Regions from separate parts of the Homo sapiens genome. Here region 2 is linked to region 1. A link is an interaction called in ENCODE POLR2A ChIA-PET data of the cell type or tissue named here. Cell type or tissue: OCI-LY7. All regions are shown on one strand. Links, peaks and the distances in the headings refer to the core of each region. The heading gives the core; the rest is flanking DNA.

The links. ChIA-PET counts read pairs that join two places held together with the same protein. Peaks named below come from ENCODE experiments on the same cell type or tissue, not always from the same donor. Only the 100,000 strongest peaks of a DNase experiment are listed, where the experiment ranks them.
Region 2: POLR2A ChIA-PET joins it to region 1 with 9 read pairs; 2 of 35 experiments call an interaction of 5 or more read pairs at or near these places.

Annotation. Positions count from the first base shown.
Region 1 is chr11:68,726,401-68,736,610 of GRCh38, forward strand. All of the region lies in intron 6 of TESMIN (testis expressed metallothionein like protein), which reads right to left. Among named protein-coding and RNA genes, the nearest start is that of TESMIN, 20 kb to the right of the region's middle. In OCI-LY7, for the core only: no CTCF peak of the experiment used is centred there; no DNase peak of the experiment used is centred there.
Region 2 is chr11:68,488,881-68,499,090 of GRCh38, forward strand. All of the region lies in intron 1 of PPP6R3 (protein phosphatase 6 regulatory subunit 3), which reads left to right. Among named protein-coding and RNA genes, the nearest start is that of PPP6R3, 33 kb to the left of the region's middle. In OCI-LY7, for the core only: no CTCF peak of the experiment used is centred there; no DNase peak of the experiment used is centred there; H3K27ac peaks cover 627 bases.

The DNA.
Region 1 (10,210 bases), core at 4,578-9,577:
TGAAGAGCACATTCTCAAAACAAGCCTCAAAGAACTCCCACAGGGAAAGCCCCAGTGATTATAATTCGCAGTTTAAAAAAATCACAAAATATGTGAGGTTCCAAGCCATAAGGAGAAAAATTCAAGAGATGAAACAAACACAGAATGAGACAGAGACTTTACTATAGTTATGAGCTACAGAGAAGATAATTATTTCATATTTTTAAATTTAAAATAAGAAATCAAAAGTGTGAGTAAGCAACAAGAGACTACCAAAAAAAATGACCATCCAGATTTCACCTTCTACTCCACAGAATTCTGGTGGCAATAATTAATCTAGTTAATTAGAGACAAAAGGCCACGTGAAGAAACAATATCACAGACTGTACAATCTATGCCTGAAATTTTAGGGTTTGGGCTGGGTGCAGTGGCTTACACCTGTAATCCCAGCACTTTGGGATGCTGAGGTGGGAGGATTCCTTGAGCTCAGGAGTTTGAGACCAGCCTGGGCAACATAATGAGACCCTATTTCTAAAAAAAATAAAAATAAAAAAGCTGGCTTGTGATAGCAGGAGGTTGAGGCAGGAGGATTGCTGGACCCCAGGAGGTCAAGGCTGCATTGAGCTATGATCATACCACCTTTGCATATCAATTCATCCAGCCTGGGTGACAGAGTGAGATCCTGTCTCAAAAAAAAAAAAAATAATGAAATGAAACTGAGTCTGGATTTTCTTAAAGTCAATCAATATATGAAAGGGCTAATTAAAACTGTCCTAAAAGGCTGAGTGCAGTGGCTCATGTCTGTAATCCCAGCACTTTGGGAGGCCAAGGTGGGCGGATCTCTTGAGGCCAGGAGTTCAAGACCAGCCTTGCCAACATGGCGAAAACCCATCCTACTAAAAATACAAAAATTAGCTGGGCATGGTGATGCATGCCTGTAATCCCAGCTACTCAGGGGGCTGAGGCACGAGAATTGCTTGAACCTGGGAGGTGAAGGCTGCAGTGAGCCAAGATCACACCACTGTACTCCAGCCTGGGCAACAGAGCCAGACTTTGTGTCAAAAACAAAAACAAAACAAAAAAACAAAAAAACTGTCCTAAAAAATATCTACACTCATGGTATAAAACCAATTCCTGCTTTTCTGAGAGGAAGAGACCTCTCTCCATCCTAGTGGACAGTGCTCCTTCTCACTCTATGAAATAATTGTCCAAAAATGTATAATTTAACACTTATAGGCAAACCTCATTTTATTGCACTTTGTTCTATTGGGCTTCACAGGTAATGCTTTTTTAATAAAACAAATTGAAGGTTTGTGTCAACTCTGCATCAAGCAAGTCTACGGCTCCATTTTTCCAACAGTATGTGCTCACTTCATGTCTCTTTATCATATTCCTGTAATTCTTGTAATGTTTCAAACCTTTTCATTACTGTTATGTCTGTTATAGTGATCTGCAATCCTCGTTCTTTGATGTCACTAAGTGTAATTGTTTTGGAGTACCACAAGCCACATCCATATAAGAGCACGAACTTAAGTGCAATTGTTTTGGAGTACCACGAGCCATGTCCATGTAAGAACATGAACTTAACTGATGAATGCTGAGTGTGTTCTGACTTCTCCACCAACTGGCGGTTCCCTGTCTCTCTCCCTGTCCTCAGGCCTCCATATTCCCTGAGACACAACAATATTGAAATTAGGCCAGTTAACAACTCTACAATGGCCTCTAAGTGTTCAAGAGAAAAGAAGAGTCCCACGTCTCTCACTTTAAATCAAAAGATTAAGCTTAGTGAGGAAGGCATGTCGAAAGCCAAGATAGGCTGTGAATCAAAGGAAAAGCTTTCGGAGGAAATTAAAAGTGTTACTCCAGTGAACACACAAATTATAAGAAAGCAAAACACTGCTGACATGAAGCAAGCCTGAGAGGTCTGGAGAGAAGATGAAACCGGACAAAGCCTAATCCAGAGCAAGGCCCTAATGCTTGTCAATTCCGTTAAGGCTGAGAGAGGTGAGGAAGCTGTACATCAAAAATTGGAAGCTAGCAGAGGCTGGTTCATGAGGTTGAAGGAAAGAAGCCATCTCCATAACGGAAAAGTACAAGGTGAAGCAGCAAGTTCTGATGGAGAAGCTGCAGCAAGTTCTCCAGAAGATCTAGCTGAGATCACTGATAAAGGTGGCTACACTGAACAACAGGTTTTCAGTGTAGATGAAGCAGCCTTCTACTAGAAGAAGATGCCACCTAGAACTTTTGCAGCTAGAGAAGAGAAGTCAATGCCTGGCTTCAACGCCTCAAAGGACAGGCTGGCTCTCTTATTGGGATATGGTGCAGTTGGTGACCTTAAGTTGAAGCTAATGCTCATTTCCCATTCTGCAAATCCTAGACCCTTTAAGAATGTTGCTAAAACTACTCTGCCTTGTGCTTTACAAATGGAACAACAAAGCCTGAATGACAGCACATCTGTTTACAGCATGATTTACTGAATATTTTAAGTCCACCGTGAAGACCTACTACTCAGAAAAAGATTCCTTTCAAAATATTACTGCTCATTGACCAGGTACCTGGCCCCCCAAGAGCTCTGATGGAGCTGTGCAAGGAGATTAATATTGTTCTCATGCCTGCAAACACAATATCCATCCTGTAGCCCATGGATCAAGGTGTCATTTTGACTTTCAAGTCTCATTATTTAAGAAATACATTTCATAAATCTATAGCTGCTATTGATAGTGATTCTTCTGATGGATCTGGGCAAAGTCAATTGAAAACCTTCTGGAAATTATTCCATTCTGTGTGCCATTAAGAATATTCATGATTCATGGGAGGAAGTAAAAATATCAACATTGAAAGGAGGTTAGAAGTTGATTCTAACCAGCTGGGCGTGGTGGCTCACGCCTGTAATCCCAGTACTTTGGGAGGCTGAGGCAGGCGGATCATGAGGTCAGGAGATTGAGACCATCCTGGCCAACATGGTGAAACCCTGTCTCTACTAAAAATACAAAAAATTAGCTGGGCGTGGTGGTGGGCGCCTGTAATCCCAGCTACTTGGGAGGCTGAGCCAGGAGAATGGCTTGAACCTGGGAGGTGGAGGTTACAGTGAGCCAAGATCATGCCACTGCACTCTAGCCTGGTGACAGAGGAAGACTCTGTCTCAAAAAAAAAAAAAAAAGTTGATTTCAACCCTCATGGATGGCTTTGTGGGGTTCAAGACTTCAGTGGAGGAAGTCACTGCAGATGTAGAAATAGCAAGAGAATTAGAATTAGAAATGGAACCTGAAGATGTGACTGAATTGTTTCATTACCATGATAAAACTGTAATGAATGAGGAATTGCCTCTTACAGATGAGCAGAGAAAGCAGTTTCTTGAGATGGAATCTGCTCCTGGTGAAGATGCTTTGAACACTGCTGAAATGACAATACAGGATCTAGAATATTCCATAAACTGAGTGGATAAAGCAGTGCAGGGCTTGAGAGGATTAACTCCAATTTTGAAAGTTCTACTGTGGGTGAAATGCTATCAAACAGCATCACATACTATAGAGAAATCTTTCCTGAAAGGAAGAGTCAGTTGATGTGCCAAACTGCATTGTTGTCTTATTTTCAGAAACTGCCACCGCAACCCCAGCCTTCAGTCCTCCACCACCCTCAACAGTCAATAGCCACGACATTAAGGCAAGACCCTCCCTCCACCAGCTAGAAGATGACAACTCGCTGAAGGCTCAGATGATTGTTAGCATTTCCTAGAAACAGTGTTTTTAAATTAAGGTATGTACTTTTTAGATAGAATGCTATTGCACACTGATTGTACTACAGCATGTTTATAGTTATATAAACATAACTTCTACATGCATTAGGAAACCAAAAACCTTGTGTGACTTGCTTTATTGTGATTTGCTCTGTTGTGGCTGTGGAGCTGAAGCTGCAGTACCTCCAACGCAAGCCTGTATGTTGTTGCCTATACCAAAATAGGCCTGTTATAAACGTTTTTATATTTTATATTTTACGTTAAATTTTTAAGTTGTATATTTTACAGTTGCTTTAAAAAATGATGTAGCAAATCAATGTTTAACATATACAAAAATGATTAAGAAAGACATTTGTAACAGTGCTGGAAAGGTAGATGTTAATTACTTTAAAAATCTGGCTGGGCGCAGTGACTCATGCCTGTAATCCCAGCACTTTGGGATGCCATGGCGGGCAGATCACCTGAGGTCAGGAGTTTGAGACCAGCCTGGCCAACATGGTGAAACCTCGTCTCTATTAAAAATGCAAAAATTAGCTGGGCATGGTGGCGGGCACCTATAATCTCAGCTACTCAGGAGGCTGAAGCAGTAGAACTGCTGGAACCTGGGAGGTGGAGGTTGCAGTGAGCCGAGATCACACCATTGCACTCCAGCCTGGGCCGACAACAGCCAGACTTTGTCTCAAAAAAAAAAAAAAAAAATTTAAAATCCATCAGTAAGTTTCCAATAAAATAGAAAGCATTTAACTACCTCTTCAGTTTACATCAACACCATTTTAATCATCCAGATTAATTTATCAGTTAAAAATAATTCCCAACTTTTTATGGCTACTGAAACAATAGCAACAAAAGGTTGGGGTACATTGTTTCAAGTTTCAGGGGTAAGGAACTAAGAGAGGAACTAAAAAGGGTAGTTCCAGCTCTATGTGGAGGAGGAAGATGAACGAGTAAAACGCTTGTCTACCACAGGAAGAGGGCAGGAGACAATCTTTACAGGTGTGGAGGTTCCCCCAGGAAACCTGAAAGCAGAAGTTGCTAAGAGTGGAAGCTTCTTGGAGGGAGACAGACTATGGGAGAAGTGGAGCAGGGTACTATCACTTTCCATGGAGCCTTGACTGTGGTAATCGATTTTTACCCATGCCATCGCTAAAAACAAATACAAAAAATTAGCTGGGCATGAGGGCGCATGCCTGTAATTCCAGCTACTTTGGAGGCTGAGCTGGGAGGATCACCTGAGCCCAGGGGGTCAAGGCTGCAGTAAGCTACGATTGAGCCACTGCACACCAGCCTGGGTGACACAGTGAGACCCTGTCTGAAAAAAGAGTTATAAAATAAAAAAAAAAATACTGTCATGTGTTTTTATCTCTATTGATGGCAATTATAATAATAATCCCTCATAGCCTGTATACAGCAGAGACTCCCATGAGAGTAGGACTAACTCACGCTAAGAAAATTACATTCCATTGCCTTGCGCTCATGACTTAGTTGCGGGGAATAAAAAGGTAAAAGAAATGGAAAGCTATTGATGGCGATGATGCCACAAGTGTGAGTGAAGCAAGCAACGGAGGATCCCCAGCTTATGTTCCTTCACCTGAACCAAGTGTCTCCACATGAGGACAGGTGGCATGTATGGAGAGACACCAGCACGAGGTCAGGGGTCTGCCACCAACAGACCTCACTGCTTGGGTGAATTTACCTATTCCTTAGCTTTTCCAAAAACAGAACACAAACTTTATTAGTATTTCCAGAGATAACTGGTTTCTCAGTGATGGATTGATTCCAGCCAAATCACAATGCATGATCAGAATGCCATGCGTCAATTCATGATGGAAATAACATCCTTTTCCAGTGCCCAAAATGTTCACGTTGTCTCTCCAAGGCCTCTCATTTCTCAGTATGGAGCTACTAGGAAGCTAAGTCAATGGCCAGACAGTTGCATGTTGAGCACAGAATTCGAGGTGTGTAGACATCGAGTAGATTGGGAGGGCTCTAAGTCTCTTGCCCACTGCACACAGCACTTCGTGGAGAAGGCATCTCCGTGCCCTTACAGACAGTGCTCTGTCGCCTGCCAGCACTGGACACACTCTGGGCCTCCTTTCCTCTGTTCCAATGCTGACCGAGTGCCCTCGTGATGGTACATTCTTTCTTACATGTGTCGGTCACCAATTAAGCTAGGAAGCTGCTTCTAGACAAGAAGCTGTTTCTTTGGCCTTCCATTCTGACGTAATTCAAGTTAAGCCTTTCTTAGAGTCATCTCGTTTCCAAGTCCTTAGGAGTTACCTCATTTTGTCCCCAGTTACAGTCTACACCCTGCTTTAGGCTTCATGGTCATTTGACCTGCCTGGTCCCCACACCCAGCCAGCAGCTGAGCAGCTCCCATCCCCAGGAGCCCACCACCCTGCACAGCTCTGTCCTCTGGATGCCACCACCTGGTCCTCCTCCACATCTGACATCTCCATCTGGGAAGGCCTGCTCTGGCTTGACAGCGTCACAGGGTCCAGGCTTTCTCCCACTGTCCTTCCTCCTCCTTACCCAGAGCTGCGTCTTTAGCTTCCCCATCAGTCATGTCATGGCGTTTCCAATGTTCAGAGAAGTATATGGCCTCGTAGACTAAACCAATGAGAGCTCAAACATTTTCAGACAGTCAACCCTAGACTGTCTGCAATTACTTTTTAAAAATCAATTTGTTTTTCCACTTTGGTTGTGTGAACTAAGTTTCACGGACTTCTGGATTTCTACCCACTGGTGCACCCCCACATCACTGTCCCATCACTGGGGCTCTCAGTGACTTCAGCAGGAGCTCTGTAATGGAAAAATCACGTGAAGACTGTGGTTAGGGTCGTTAGACATTGGGACTAGGACATGTTCTCCCTTTTCAACGTGTAACTTAAGGCTAGGCAGACATAAGAGCAGAAAGTGAGCAGCCCACAGCAAGAGCTGAGGGAGGACAGACAGCACAGACACCAGATGCCAGCTTTGGCAGGGTGGCCGAGGAAACTGATGCCCCTAGTGCTGTCAAGCATGGCAATGAGGTCTGCCTCCTACTTCAGCCACATCGTCTACTTCCAGCCCCCGACTCCACGTGACAATTGGCCCTACCATCCCTTGACCACACCTCCTGGCTGGGGGAGAACTTTCTGAGAAAATTTCAATGTAGAATAAACCAATTCATAAAACTTTTTAAAAATGGGATGTGGAAATATTACAGTTAACGCTCAACAATGACATCGTTAGCACTTGTCTGAGGGGCTAGAGGATGCAAACCAAAACCCAAGAAAAATTACGCCCCTTGAAGTGTGAGCCACCAGTATCTTGACTAAATTAGTTGGCCAAGATAATACCAAAAATTCGTACCAGCTTCATGCAAAAGTGGCTGCTTCTCGCTGTTTTGGTTGACAACGAGCATTAGGACAAGGTTGCTGAGAAGTAACTGTAACACGTGCAGTGCTAGCCGTTCCGGTTTCTCTAGACTATGCTCCACTTACTGACTTCTAAGTAACCTTATTTCATATTTAATAATGAAGGATTTGTGATTACTTACAATTTCAGACACTGGGATTTGGTACAGTTACATGGCTTTTTAGACTTTGTGTCCCATGAACTAAGAGTTACTCTATAAAGATTAAAAAAGAAAATGTATTCAGCTGGTTACTCCTTATATAGAGAATTAGCTAAGCATCTGGTGTTTTTCAACACATTGTGAGAATCTCAACACCAGATCGTTATAGGTATTATTGACAGATGCCTAATCATGAAGTGGGAGTTTCCAATGTGATGGAACTAGCACCACCAAACACAGCCACACATGCCCAGGGAGCCAGTGTGCATGCGGAGCAGGGTCCTAAGGCTCTTCACCCTTCCCAAGATGTCTTCCTGGAGTTCTTCTCCCCCTGACCTATTTAAATCTCTATTTTTTGTGCTCCTCTCCCCACTGAACAGCTCTTTCCCCGCCAAAATCTGAATGCTAATGGGAAGTACAAATTAAAGAACAATAGATGAAGCGTCGTTCATCTTCAGATATACCAGTGCTAAAGCAGTCCACGCTGTAATATTACTAACAATATCAAAGCATGTTAGTAATCACTTAAGTGTGCCATGTGATCATTGGGGACTTTCCTCATTTTAGGAAGGGATTATTACAACTCCCTCCTAACTGCATTTGGCGATTAGCTCAGAAGTCATCTTCAGGGGCATTAGAGAAGAAACAAACTCTTCCTCTAACGTGTCTCTGGGTGTTGCTAAATGTGAGGGCAGCTGCACATTAAACCATCGGGAGAAGTTCCCAAGCATTGCTCAGAAGAGACACTCACCAAGGAGCTCAGAACATTTGCAATGGAAGTGGTTCAATAGGCTGTGATGACAAGGAGGGGCACGTGTACAAAACACCATGTGACAAAAACCAAACTAGATGAATTCTAAACGAATATAGCATTTAATTTAGAATTCTGTGACAGGGCTGTCCCTGTGCCCAGTGGGGGCATGCATCTCTGTCAGTGTGCTCTTTGAGGTCATGTACACAGGCCTCATCTCTGCAACGCACTGGCCACTTCTGAGCAAGGCTGCATCTTAGTCTTGGGTTTTCCCCCAGAGCTAGAACAGCACCTGGCACACAGTCCGTGCTTGCTGTCAGCCTCGCGCCATCTCATGGAACATAGGGGTTGGTAACTAATACAAACGCCCTAAAGAGAGGCAAAGTCTTCGCCCTGTCCTCTGTGCTCCGAGCGCCCGCACGCTCAGCAGTCTTGGCTGGCTGTCGGGGCTGAGGTCAGTTCCAAATCCTCCCCCACTTGGCCTGCCCTCACCTCACTGCTCTGGTCTTCCGCCCCTGCTCTCACCACCTGTGCATCTGTTTAGTGACCCATCCCACTCCCCATGGGAAACAGCTCATGGCACCTGACATGGGGGCAAGCTGCTAACTTTGACTGCTTCTGGAGAGAGCTCCCATTTTAGAGGTAAAGACAATGTTGCTGAATGCTGTATTAATTGAGAATTCATCTAGTTTTGTTTTTCCTTTAGAGACAGAACAGTTACAGCTTTTTGCCCTCATGGGTGCCTAGAGGTGGCAGGTCTAGCTATCCTGCCACCTGGCCTGTCCACCTGTGGGTCAGACCTGGGCCTGTTCAGAGGGGGGGCTCTGACAGCTACTTCACTGCTCTTGCCCTCGGCCCTCTCAGACCTGCCCTGAGCTGGGGCACAGGGTGGCCCGGCACTTCCTGTCCAGAGGAACGAAAACTGTTCTGTTGAGGAAGTGGTGTGGGGGCTTGCGGAGGCAGTCCAGTGGGGACCCACTGTAACTGTGGAGGGAGGGTGACAGGCCCACGAGTATCTACAGAGTCAGGAGGAGGCCGGCAGGCATTTACTATAAATCACTGTGTGGCCAGGACTGTGGTCAGTGCTTCAGGGGACACCAAGGATAACTATCTGTTTAATATACAGTGCCTGTCCTGGAGGAGTCCACCAAGTCAGCAGGGACATGAGACATAGGCAATGGAAACATTAGAGCACAGAAGAGAATAATCAACCAGCACACTGTCCTATACGGACTGTGCACATGGTGCCATATTGACTGTAAATGCCACAGGAACTCAGAATAATCAACCAGCACACTGTGCTACACCGACTGTAAACACTGCAGGAACTCAGAGGCAGCATAGTTCGGCACAGATGGAAGAAGTGAAAACCAAATGCTTTTGAAGGAGGTGGAACTTGACATCAACTTTTAAGGCGGCAAGGTTTCTTCACTATTACTCAACAGGATGACCCAGTTGAAATAACAGCGCCAGTAAAGACACCCATCAGGAATGAGCACGGAGTGCAGGGGCAGTGAGGGCCTCTGACTGCAGTGGACACTAAGTGGAAACTCACTTCCATGGCTCCAGATGGACTGCTCTCTCAGTGCCCATCTAAAAATTAAAGAGTTAGAAGAGATGTGGACAACTCTGCCTCAGAAAAGCATTCTAAACAAACTACACCACAACAAGATAACCTCATCTTTAGGAAAAAAATTTCCAGAGAAGCGGACTCTTGAATATTCTTTATTATGATGTTCATTATGTTACTAAAACCAGTAGCATCAACAATGTGTCAGAATTCACATTTATTACCAGATTGGTAATAGGATTATTAAAGCTACAGAGTGTCAGGACAAGGATTTGTATTAAAGAGTTTTTATTAATATGATAAGCTAGTTAATAAGTTAGCCAGTTCACCCCCCAACCCTAACAAATGACCATCGGGTCAGCTCGCACACTCAGCCTGCTGGCCTCCAGCCTAAGCTGAACTGCTTCTATGGCCTCTATAGGTTAGATATGGCTGAACCACACTGGGCTGACAGTCTTGGTTGGGAACTCACACGGAATGAAATAACCAGCAAAACGTTCTCTGACTGCTTTCTTACCACCAAAAATAAATTGGTAGAGATTCCAGTATATCATCAGTATTGCAGATGTCGAGATAAAAATCATCAGGCCCAATTAAGTGGAGAGGCATTGGATTAAG
Region 2 (10,210 bases), core at 3,059-8,058, 240 kb before region 1:
AACATATAGTTGGGTCTTATTTTTTGATACATTCTGAAAATTGCTCTTTTAATAGGTGTATTTAGACCATTGACCTTTAATGTGATTATTGATATAGTTGTATTAATATCTGTGATATTTATTGCTGTTTTCCAGGTTTTGCCTTTTTTTTTTTTTGAGGCAGAGTCTGCCTCTGTTGCACAGGCTGGAATGCAATGGTGTGATCTCGGCTCACTACAAGCTCTGCCTCCTGGGTTCATGCCATTCTCCTGCCTCAGACTCCAGAGCAGCTGGGACTACAGGTGTCTGCCACCACGCCCGGCTAATTTTTTTGTATTTTTAGTAGAGACGGGGTTTCACCATGTTAGCCAGGATGGTCTCGATCTCCTGACCTCATGATCCGCCCGCCTCGGCCTCCCAAATATTTTTTTGTTTGTGCTTTTGTCACATACACTTTTTCTGCCTTTTTTGGTTTTAATTGATCATTTTATATGATTTCCATTTTTATCTTCTTTCTTAGCATATTTGTTAAACTTTTTTTAGCTTTTAAAGGGTTACACTGGAGTTTGCAACATATATTTGCAGTTAATCCATGTCCACTTTCAAATAACACTACAGAGGTAGTGCACATACAGGTATTATACCTCGTTTTATTGTGGCTCACTTTCTTTCACTTTGCAGATACTGTGTGTTTGTGTGTGTGTGTGTGTGTGTGTGTGTTTTAATGAACAAATTGAAGGTTTATGGCAACCCCGTATTTGCCAGGGTATCAGCGCCATTTTTCCAGTTGCATGTGCTCACTTCATTAGCATTTTTTTATTGGTAAAATACTTATAATTAAAGTCTGTGCTTTTTTTTTTTTAAGACATAATGGTATTGCACACTTAATAGTGTAAAAATAATGTTTGCATATGGGAAACCAATATATTCGTGTGACTTACTTTATTGTGACATTTGCTTTTTTGCGATAGTCTGGAACTGAACCTGTAATATCTCCAAGGTATGCCTTTACCAGTAATAACAAATATTTCTGATTCCGCCTTCCTGTCTCATTGTTGCCATTCATTTTACTTATAAGCACGCATAAATACATAAGGAAGCATACTTAATCGAGTACATTGTTATTGTTATTATTTTGAACAAACTACTTTTAATTAAGAATAAGAAAAATCAATTTTTTTTGAATCTTCACTTAATTCCCTCTCCAGTCCTCTAATCTGTGTTTCCTACCTGGATCATTTTCCTTCTTTCTGAAATAATTTTGGCAACATAGGTTTCCTGGAAACAAATCCCCTCAATTTTGTTTGTCTCTTTCACTTTGAAGGATACTTTTTCAGGGTGCAGAATTCTAGGTTGGTGTTATTTTTCCCCCTCTCAGTGCTATAAATATTTCATTCTACTCTTTCCTGCTTGCATGGTTTCTAAGAAGTTAGATGTAATTCTTGCCTTTGCTACCCTGTAGGTAAGGTTCCCTCCCACCTTGATTTCTTTTAAGATTTTTTTTTGTTTTTGATTTTCTGACATTTGACTATGATATTGCTCAGTGGTGTTTTTTTTTGGTGGGGGGTAAGTGGGGAGGTCATTGCTTGGCTTTTTATTGGCATTGTTTCCTGAACTTTCTGGATCTATGGTTTGGTGCCTGACAACAATTTGGAAAAATCTCCGTCGTTATTACTTCAAATATTGCTTCTTTCCTCTTTTTTCCAGATATTACCATCACATATGTTATACCTTTTGTAGTTGTCCCATAGTTCTTGGATATTTTCTGTTTTTTTTTTCTTTTGTATTTTTTTCTCTTTCCTTTTCAGTTACGGAAGTTTCTATTGTCATATCCTAATGCTCAGATTCTTTCTTCAGCCGTGTTTAGCCTACTGATAGATCCACAGAGGGATTCTTCATTTCTGTTACAGTGTCTTTTTCTCTAGCATTTCTAATTGGTTATTTCTTAGAATTTCCATCTCTCTGCTTATGTTATCTTTCTGTTCTTGCTTGTTGTCTGCCTTTTTCACTAAAGCCTTTAGCATATTAATCGTGTTTTTTACAAAATTGCTAGTGGCCGGGCATGGCCTGTAATCTTAGCACTTTGGGAGGCTGAGGCAGGCAGGTTGCTTGACTCAGGAATTTGAGACCAACCTGGTCAACTTGATGAAACCCCATCTCTACAAAAAGTACAAAAATTAGCTGGGCGTGGTGGCACACACCTGTAGTCCCAGCTACTTTTTGGGGCTGAGGCAGGAGGATCACTTGAGCCTAGGAAGTTGAGGCTGCAGTGAGCCTTGTTTGTGTCACTGCACTCCAGCCTGGGTGACAAAGCGAGATCCTGTCTCCAAAAAAAAAATTGCTGGTTTGGTAATTCTGCCATTGCAGCCATATTTGACTCTGGTTCTGATGCTTGTTCAGTGTCTTTATTAAAAATTTTTTTTTCAGAGTCTCAGTGTTTAAACCAGAAGGTTGTTAAGTGTCTTCAGCTGTGTGTGTGTGTGTGTGTGTGTGTGTGTGTGTGTGTGTGTGTGTGTGTGTTTGAGACAGAGTCTTGCTCTGTTGCCCAGGCTGGAGTGCAGTGGTGCAATCATCTTCTAGGTGCAAGGATCCTCCCACCTCAGCCTCCTGAGTAGCTAGGACTACAGTCAGACACCACTGTGCCCAGCTATTTTTTTAAAAATTTATTTTTTGTAGAGATGGGTGTTGCTGTGTTGCCCAGGCTGGTCCTGAACTTCTGGGCTCAAGCAGTCCTCCTACTTCAGCCTCCTAAAGTGTCGGGATTATAGGTGTGAGCCACCAGTCCCAGCCCATTTTAACTGTTTGGAGTGTACCGTTCAGTGGCATTAAATACATCCACATTGTTGATCAACCATCATCACCACCATCCATCTCCTGAATGGTTTTCATCTTCCCATACTGAAACACAGTAGCCATTAAATCATCTTTTGGCTTCCCTGGGCCACATTGGAAGAAGAGTTGCCTTGGGCCAAACATAAGTTACAGTAACACTAACGATAGCTGATGAGCTTAAAAAAAAAACCACACAAAAAACTCAACGTTTTAATAAAGTTTATGAATTTGTGTTGAGCCTCATTCAGAGCTGTCCTGGGCCACAGGTTGGACCAGCTTGCATTAAACACTAACTCCTGCTCCCGCCCAGACCCTGGCAACTGCCGTTCTACTGTCTCCATGAATTCGACTATTCTAAGTACCTTGTGTAAATTGCATCATACAGTATTTGTCCTTTTATCACTGGCTTCAAGCACAGTGTCTTCAAGGTTTACTCATGTTGTAGGATGTGTCCGAATTTCCTTTCTTTTTTTATTTTTAAATTTTTTAGAGGCAGAGTCTTGCTCTGTTGCTGGACTACAGTGGCATGATCATAGCTCACTGCAACCTCATACTCCTGGGCTCAAGGGATCTTCCCACCTCAACCTCCCTAGTAGTTGGAACCATAGGTGTGCATCACCATGCCTGGCTAAGTTTTATTTTTATTTTTTGAGGTCTTGCTATGTTGCCCAGGCTGGTCTTGCCTGGCTTCAAGTGATCCTCCCACCTTGGCCTCCCAGAATGCTGGGATTTCAGGCGTAAGCCACTGCGCCTGACTAGAATTTCCTTTAAGGCTGAGTTATATTTCATTTTATGTATATACAACATTGGTTATCCATTTATCCATCAATGGACACTACAGTGCCTCTGCCTTTTGGCCATTGAGAGTGATGCTGCCATGAACATGGGTGTATAAATATCTGTTCAAGTCTCTGCTCTCAGGTCTTTAGGGTATATACCAAGAAGTGGAATGGCTAGATCATATGGCAGTTCTCATTCTACTTTTTTGAGGAGCTGCCATACTGTTTTCCATGACTGTACCATTTTACATTTCCCCAGTGGCACATGAGGGTTCCACTTTGCCCACATTAGCTAGCACCTCTTTTTGAGTGTTTATAGACATGAGCTGTACAGTGGTTTTCAAAGCATTGTTGGTTGCTTAAATCTTTCTGGCAGCAAAATCCAGGGAGGTTTTCTTTATAGAATTTACAAGGTCTGTGTTACTATATTTTCCTGGTTTTCTTCCTACCATTCTTGGCCTCTCTTAATTTTCTTCTGGGCCACTTTCACATTTTGTTCTCCAGCCTTTCTTATTTTCCACACTGTTTCTTGGGTGGTCTCCACTTTCATGGCTGAACTTACCAGGTATGTGCTAATGATGCTCATACCTACTTCTAACCCTGATTTTCTGTTGAGTTCCGGTGCTTACTGGGCATTTCCACTTGTGCTCATTCTGCCCTCAAAGCAGTTATGACCCTGGATATGTAGGGTCTAAGTGCTAATGAGCCTGAATCCTGATACTTCCAAAGACTAGTTATTTGCTCTCTGAGCTTCAGTTTCCTCGCTTACATATGGGAAGGATAACAGTTATTTTAAGGATTAAATGATAGTTCATGTAATGTTTATATTACAGTATACATTGGTGGTAGTTAACATGTCTAGCCATTATCACTATTATTCTTTGTATAAATAATTTCTCCCTCTATTTCATAAATTTTTAAAAATTGTCATGAGATTATGTAATCAAAAGGTGCTGCCATTTTTAATTTTTAATTTTTTAGAGACAGAGTCTTGCTTTGTCACCCAGGCTGGTGTGCAATGGTACGATCATAGCTTGTTGCAATTTTCAGCCCTGGGTTCAAAGTGATCCTCCTGCTACAGCCTCCCAGTAGCTAGGACAATAGGTGTGAGCCATCATGCTTGGGGTAAAAAAAAAAAACAAAACCATATATATATATATATATATAAAATATATATACAAAAAAATACACACACACACAGAGACAGAGTAGAGATGCCCAGGGTGGTCTCAAACTCCAGACCTCCCAAAGTACTGGATTACAGGCGTGAGCCACTGCACCTGGCCAAGGTACTGTTATTTTTATTAATCTTGTATGTCATTATAGTACTCTTTTAAAACGCTAGTACCCGGCCAGGCACTGTGGCTCCTGCCTGTAATCTCAGCACTTTGGGAGGCTGAGGCGGGTGGATCACAAGGTAAGGAGATCAAGACCAATTTGGCTAACACGGTATAACCCCCTCTCTACTAAAAATACAAAAAAATTAGCTGGGCGTGGTGGCGGGAGCCTGTAGTCCCAGCTACTCTGGAGGCTGAGGCAGGAGAATGGCGTGAACCCGGGAGGAGGAGCTTGCAGTGGGCCGAGATTGCGCCACTGTACTCCAGCCTGGGCAGCTGAGCGAGACTCCATCTCAAAAAAAAAAAAAAAGAATAAATAAAAAAGATAATTAGATTTTTTTTGTAACACGAAGAAAGGATGAATGCTTGATGTGATGGTTACATCATTTACCCTGATGTGATTATTATACATTACATGCCTGTATCAAAACATCATGGCCGGGCACGGTGGCTCACGCCTGTAATCCCAGCACTTTGGGAGGCCGAGGCGGGCGGATCACGAGGTCAGGAGATCGAGACCATCCTGTCCCACATGGTGAAAGCCCATCTCTACTAAAAATACAAAAATTAGCTAGGTGCGGTGGGACACGCCTGTAATCTCAAAAAAAAAAAAAAAAAAAAAAAAAGCTGGTACCTATACGCAAGTGTATCAGCAATAGATGAGTGGACCTGTTTCCCTATATTCCCCTTCTAGTGTTAGTTTTAATTATTTGTGATTTGTTTGGTGGTTCACTGGATATAAAGGAATACCTTATGGATTTTCATTAAGAAAATTAATGAAAAATTAATAAAAAGCTAAATATTAAATATTGGCTTGCATTTTGGTTTCTTCTTGACTGATTGCTTGATCACTGGGTTTCTATTTCTTTGGTTCCCACTAGGTATTGTATAAGCTTAAAAATTATCCTCTGGTATTTTGAGTTTACTCCCCCTTTTGAAAGGACTTTTTGTTTTAATCTCTGTACTTCATGTCATTGCTCCTCTATTGTCTGGATCTTAACGGCCCCCCAGCCCCATTATTGAGAACTGTATTTACAGCAAGCCCCTTAAAAACAAATTTTATGTTTGTTTTTACAATATACAGTTAATTTCTTAGTGTCATCAGCTATAAATGGAGTTATGAGAAATAAGTGAAAATTGTTCAATAAATATTTCAGTGCCTGTGAAGTGCCAGGCTCAAAAATGTTTAAGAACTGCCTGGCACATATGAGATCCTCTGTAAAAGTAGTAGCCATTGTGATGTACCATAAAGTTTACTTTTCATAATTTGGGAGGCAGTAGCATGATGGAAATAGGGTGGCATTTGTGTGTTCTTCCCTAGCCACTTCCCTACTGTGTTACCTGGATCAGTTACTGTCTCTCCAGCTCAGATTATTTGTAAAAGATGATATAACTTACAATACAAGATTGTGAGGGTCAAATGCAAATGTGTGAATACATTTGGTAAAGCAAAGTACAGATGCTAAAACCCTTAAAAAACAATCTTTTCTTAGCACCTTCCTTTGCAAATATAGATTGCATTATTGTTTTGTAACAGCTTTATTGAGACATAACTCACCCACTTAACGCATACAAGTTAATGTTTTTTAGTATATTCATGGAGTTGTACAACTGTCATCACAATCACTTAGAATATTTTCATTATTCCACAGGAAACCCTATACCTGTTAGTAATCACTTCTCATTTTTCTCTCATCCCGCTAGACCTAGGCAACCACTACTGTACTTTCTGTTCCTATAGATGTGCCTATTCTGGGCATATAAATGGAATCATACAAACGTGGTCCTTTTTTGGGACTAGCTTTTTCCCTCTTAGCCATGTTTTCAAGATTTATCTGTGTAACATGTATGAGTACTTCATTTCTTTCTTTTGTCAAATAATACTCATTATGTGGGGAATATTACCTTTTATTTATTCATTCATCAGTTGATAGATACTTGGATGTTTCTGAGTTTTGGCTTTTATGAATAATGCTGCTGTAGACATTTATGTACAAATTATTCTGTGAAAGTATGTTTCAATTCTCTTGGATACATACCTAGGAGTAGAATTGTTGGGTCATATGGAGCTCTGTGTTTATCCTTTTGAGAAACTGTGAGACTATTCTCCAAAGTGTCTACACCATTTTACATTCCCACCAGCAATGTGTAAGGATTCTGATTTTGTCATATCCATGCCAGCACTTTTGTTTTTTGAGACAGCGTCTCACTCTGTTGCCCAGGCTGGAGTGCAGTGGTGCAGTCACAGCTCACTGCATGATAGCCTTGACCTCCTGGGCTGAAGTGATCCTCCCACCTCCGCCCCCCAAGTTGCTGGGACCACAGGCATATGCCACCATCTCTGGCTAATTTTTTTGTGTTTTTCTTTTCTTTTCTTTTTTTTTTTTTGTTGTTGTTAAGACAAGGTTTCACTACGTTGTCCAGGCTGGTCTTGAACTCCTGGGCTCAAGTGATTCTCTCCTCTCGCCTTGGCTTCCCAAAGTTGTTGGGATTACAGGTGTGAGCCACCATGCCCAGCCTTTCCCATCCCTTCCCATCCCTCCTTCCTTTTTGAGACGGGGTCTCTCTGTATTGTCCAGGCTGGACGGGGACTCATGGATTCAAGCAGTCCTCCTGCCTTAGCCTCTCTAGTGGCTGGGACTGTAGATGTGTGCCACTGCGCTTGCCTCATTTGGTTTTTTTTTGGAGACAGTCTTACTCTGTCACCCAGGCTGGAGTGCAGTAGTGCAATCTCAGCTCGCTGCAACCTCTGCCACCTGGGTTCAAGCAATTCTTGTGCCTCAGCCTCCTGAGTAGCTGGGATTACAGGTGTGTGCCACCGCATCTGGCTAATTTTTGTATTTTTAGTAGAGTCGGGGTTTTGCCATGTTGGCCAGGCTGGTCTCAAACTCGGCCTCAAGCACTTCACACACCTCGGCTTCCTAAAGTACTGGGATTACAATTACAGCAGTCTACTGTGCCTGGCCTCGCTTGCCCATTTTAAAATTGTGTTGTTTGTCTTTATTACTAAGTTGTAGGAGTTTCTTAATTATTCCATATTCTTGTCTTTTTTTTTTTTTTTTTTTTTTTTTTGAGACAGAGTCTTGCTCTGTTGCCCAGGCTGGAGTGCAGTGGTGCAATCTCGGCTCACTGCAAACTCCGCCTCCCAGGTTCACGCCGTTCTCTTGCTTCAACCTCGCGAGTAGCTGGGACTACAGGTGCCCACCTCCACGCCCGGCTAATTTTTTTGTTTGTTTGTTTGTTTTGTTTTGTTTTTTGAGACGGAGTCTCGCTCTTTCACCCAGGCGGGAGTGCAGTGGTGCGATCTCGGCTCACTGCAAGCTCCGCCTCCCGGGTTCACGCCATTCTCCTGCCTCAGCCTCCCGAGTAGCTGGGACTACAGGTGCCCGCCACCACGCCCGGCTAATTTTTTTTTTTTTTGTATTTTTAGTAGAGATGGGGTTTCACCGTGTTAGCCAGGATGGTCTCGATCTCCTGACCTCGTGATCCGCCCATCTCGGCCTCCCAAAGTGCTGGGATTACAGGCATGAGCCACCACGTCCGGCCTCTGTATTCCTGTCTTTTGAGACAGGGTTTCACTCTGTCACCTGGCTGGAGTGCAGTGCTGCGATCACTGCTCACTGCAGCCTCGACTTCGTGGGCTCAGGTGATCTTCCCACCTCAGCCTCCTGAGTAGCTGGGACTACAGACGTATGCTACCACGCCTGACTGATTTTTTTGTATTTTTTGTAGAAACGGGGATTTACCACGTTGCCCATGCTGGTCTCAAACTCCTGGGCTCAAATGGTCTGCCTGCCTCGGCCTCCCAAAATGCTGGGACTACAGGCATGAGCCACTGCGCCCAACCTTGTACATAAATCTTTTATCAGAAATATGATTTGTCAATATTCCATTCTTTGGGTTTTCTTTTCACTTCTTGATGGTGTTATTACTGAAGGATGAAAACTTTTAATTTGAAGTGCAATTTATCTTATTTTTCTTTTATCTCGTGTTTTTGGTGTCATATCTAAGAAAGTTTTGCCTAATCCGTGGCCACAAAGATTAACTCCTGTGTTTTTTTCTGAGTTTTGATTGCCTCATTTTTAATGACTATTTCACTGGATAGATAAAAGAACCTTGGTTCAGATGAGATCATTGTTGTTTATTGTTGGATATTTAGGAACCATGTATTTGTGGATGACCTGGATAGTTTGTTCTGTGGTTTTCCCCACAGTGTCATCTTCCTCTATATTTAGACATTTCTTTTTCTATTATAAGCTCTTTGGACATTATTATATATGACTTTGTGCTCAGTATAAACACCTTAGAATAAAAGAATAATTGGACCAAGGGGTATATAGATTTTAACACCTTTTTGTTATCAGTGGCCAGAAAAATTACCCCAGTTGCTATTTTACCAGCAGTTCCAGTCAGTTTTATGTTAATACATTTTAAAACTTGTTTTATTAGGGGTAAATTTGGACATGCAGAAATTGAACAGTATAATGAAACTATCAGTTACCCAGCTCTAACAACCATACACTCAAGGCCAGTCTTGTCCCACTTAACTTCCCCATTTCCCACTTCTCTTCTATATTATTACTATTTAAAAACTCTATTGAATCACAATAGAAATACGGAAAAGTACATACAATAAGCAGATTTTCATAAGCTGAAATCCACCTGGGCAAGCAGCCATCACATGTCTCCTTGTGTCCACTTCCAGTCACACCCTCTCTAGGGGCAGCCGGTATTCTAACAGCTAACAGCACTGATTAGTTTTGCCCAGTTTTGTTTCTATTAAATAGAGTCTTACAGTAGGTACTCTTGTGTCTTTCTCTTGGCATTGTTTGTAAAATTACTGAAGTCATTGCATACAGTTGATTATTTGTTACTGTTGCTTCACAAAATTTTGTCATATGAAATTGTTCTGTTGTTGATGGACATTGGATAGATGGTAGTTTTGGGCTGTTACAGATATTGCTGCTCTGAACATTCAGTTTGTATCTTTTGGTCAACAACATACGTATGCATTTCTGTTGTTCAGTATACCTAAGGGTGAAATTGCTAGGGCATAGAGGTATATGTATAGTAGTGGCATCTACTAAAGCTATTGTACCAAATTAGGCTTCCATCAGCAGTGTGTGAAAGTTCCACTTACTCTGGATCCTCTCCAGTATTTCATCCTTTTCATTTTAGCCATGCTGGTAGCTGTGTAGAGATGTCTTACTTAGGGCAATTTTAATTTACAGTAGTGAGGTCATACGTTTATTGGTCATTTGGATATCCTTTTTTATGAAACAT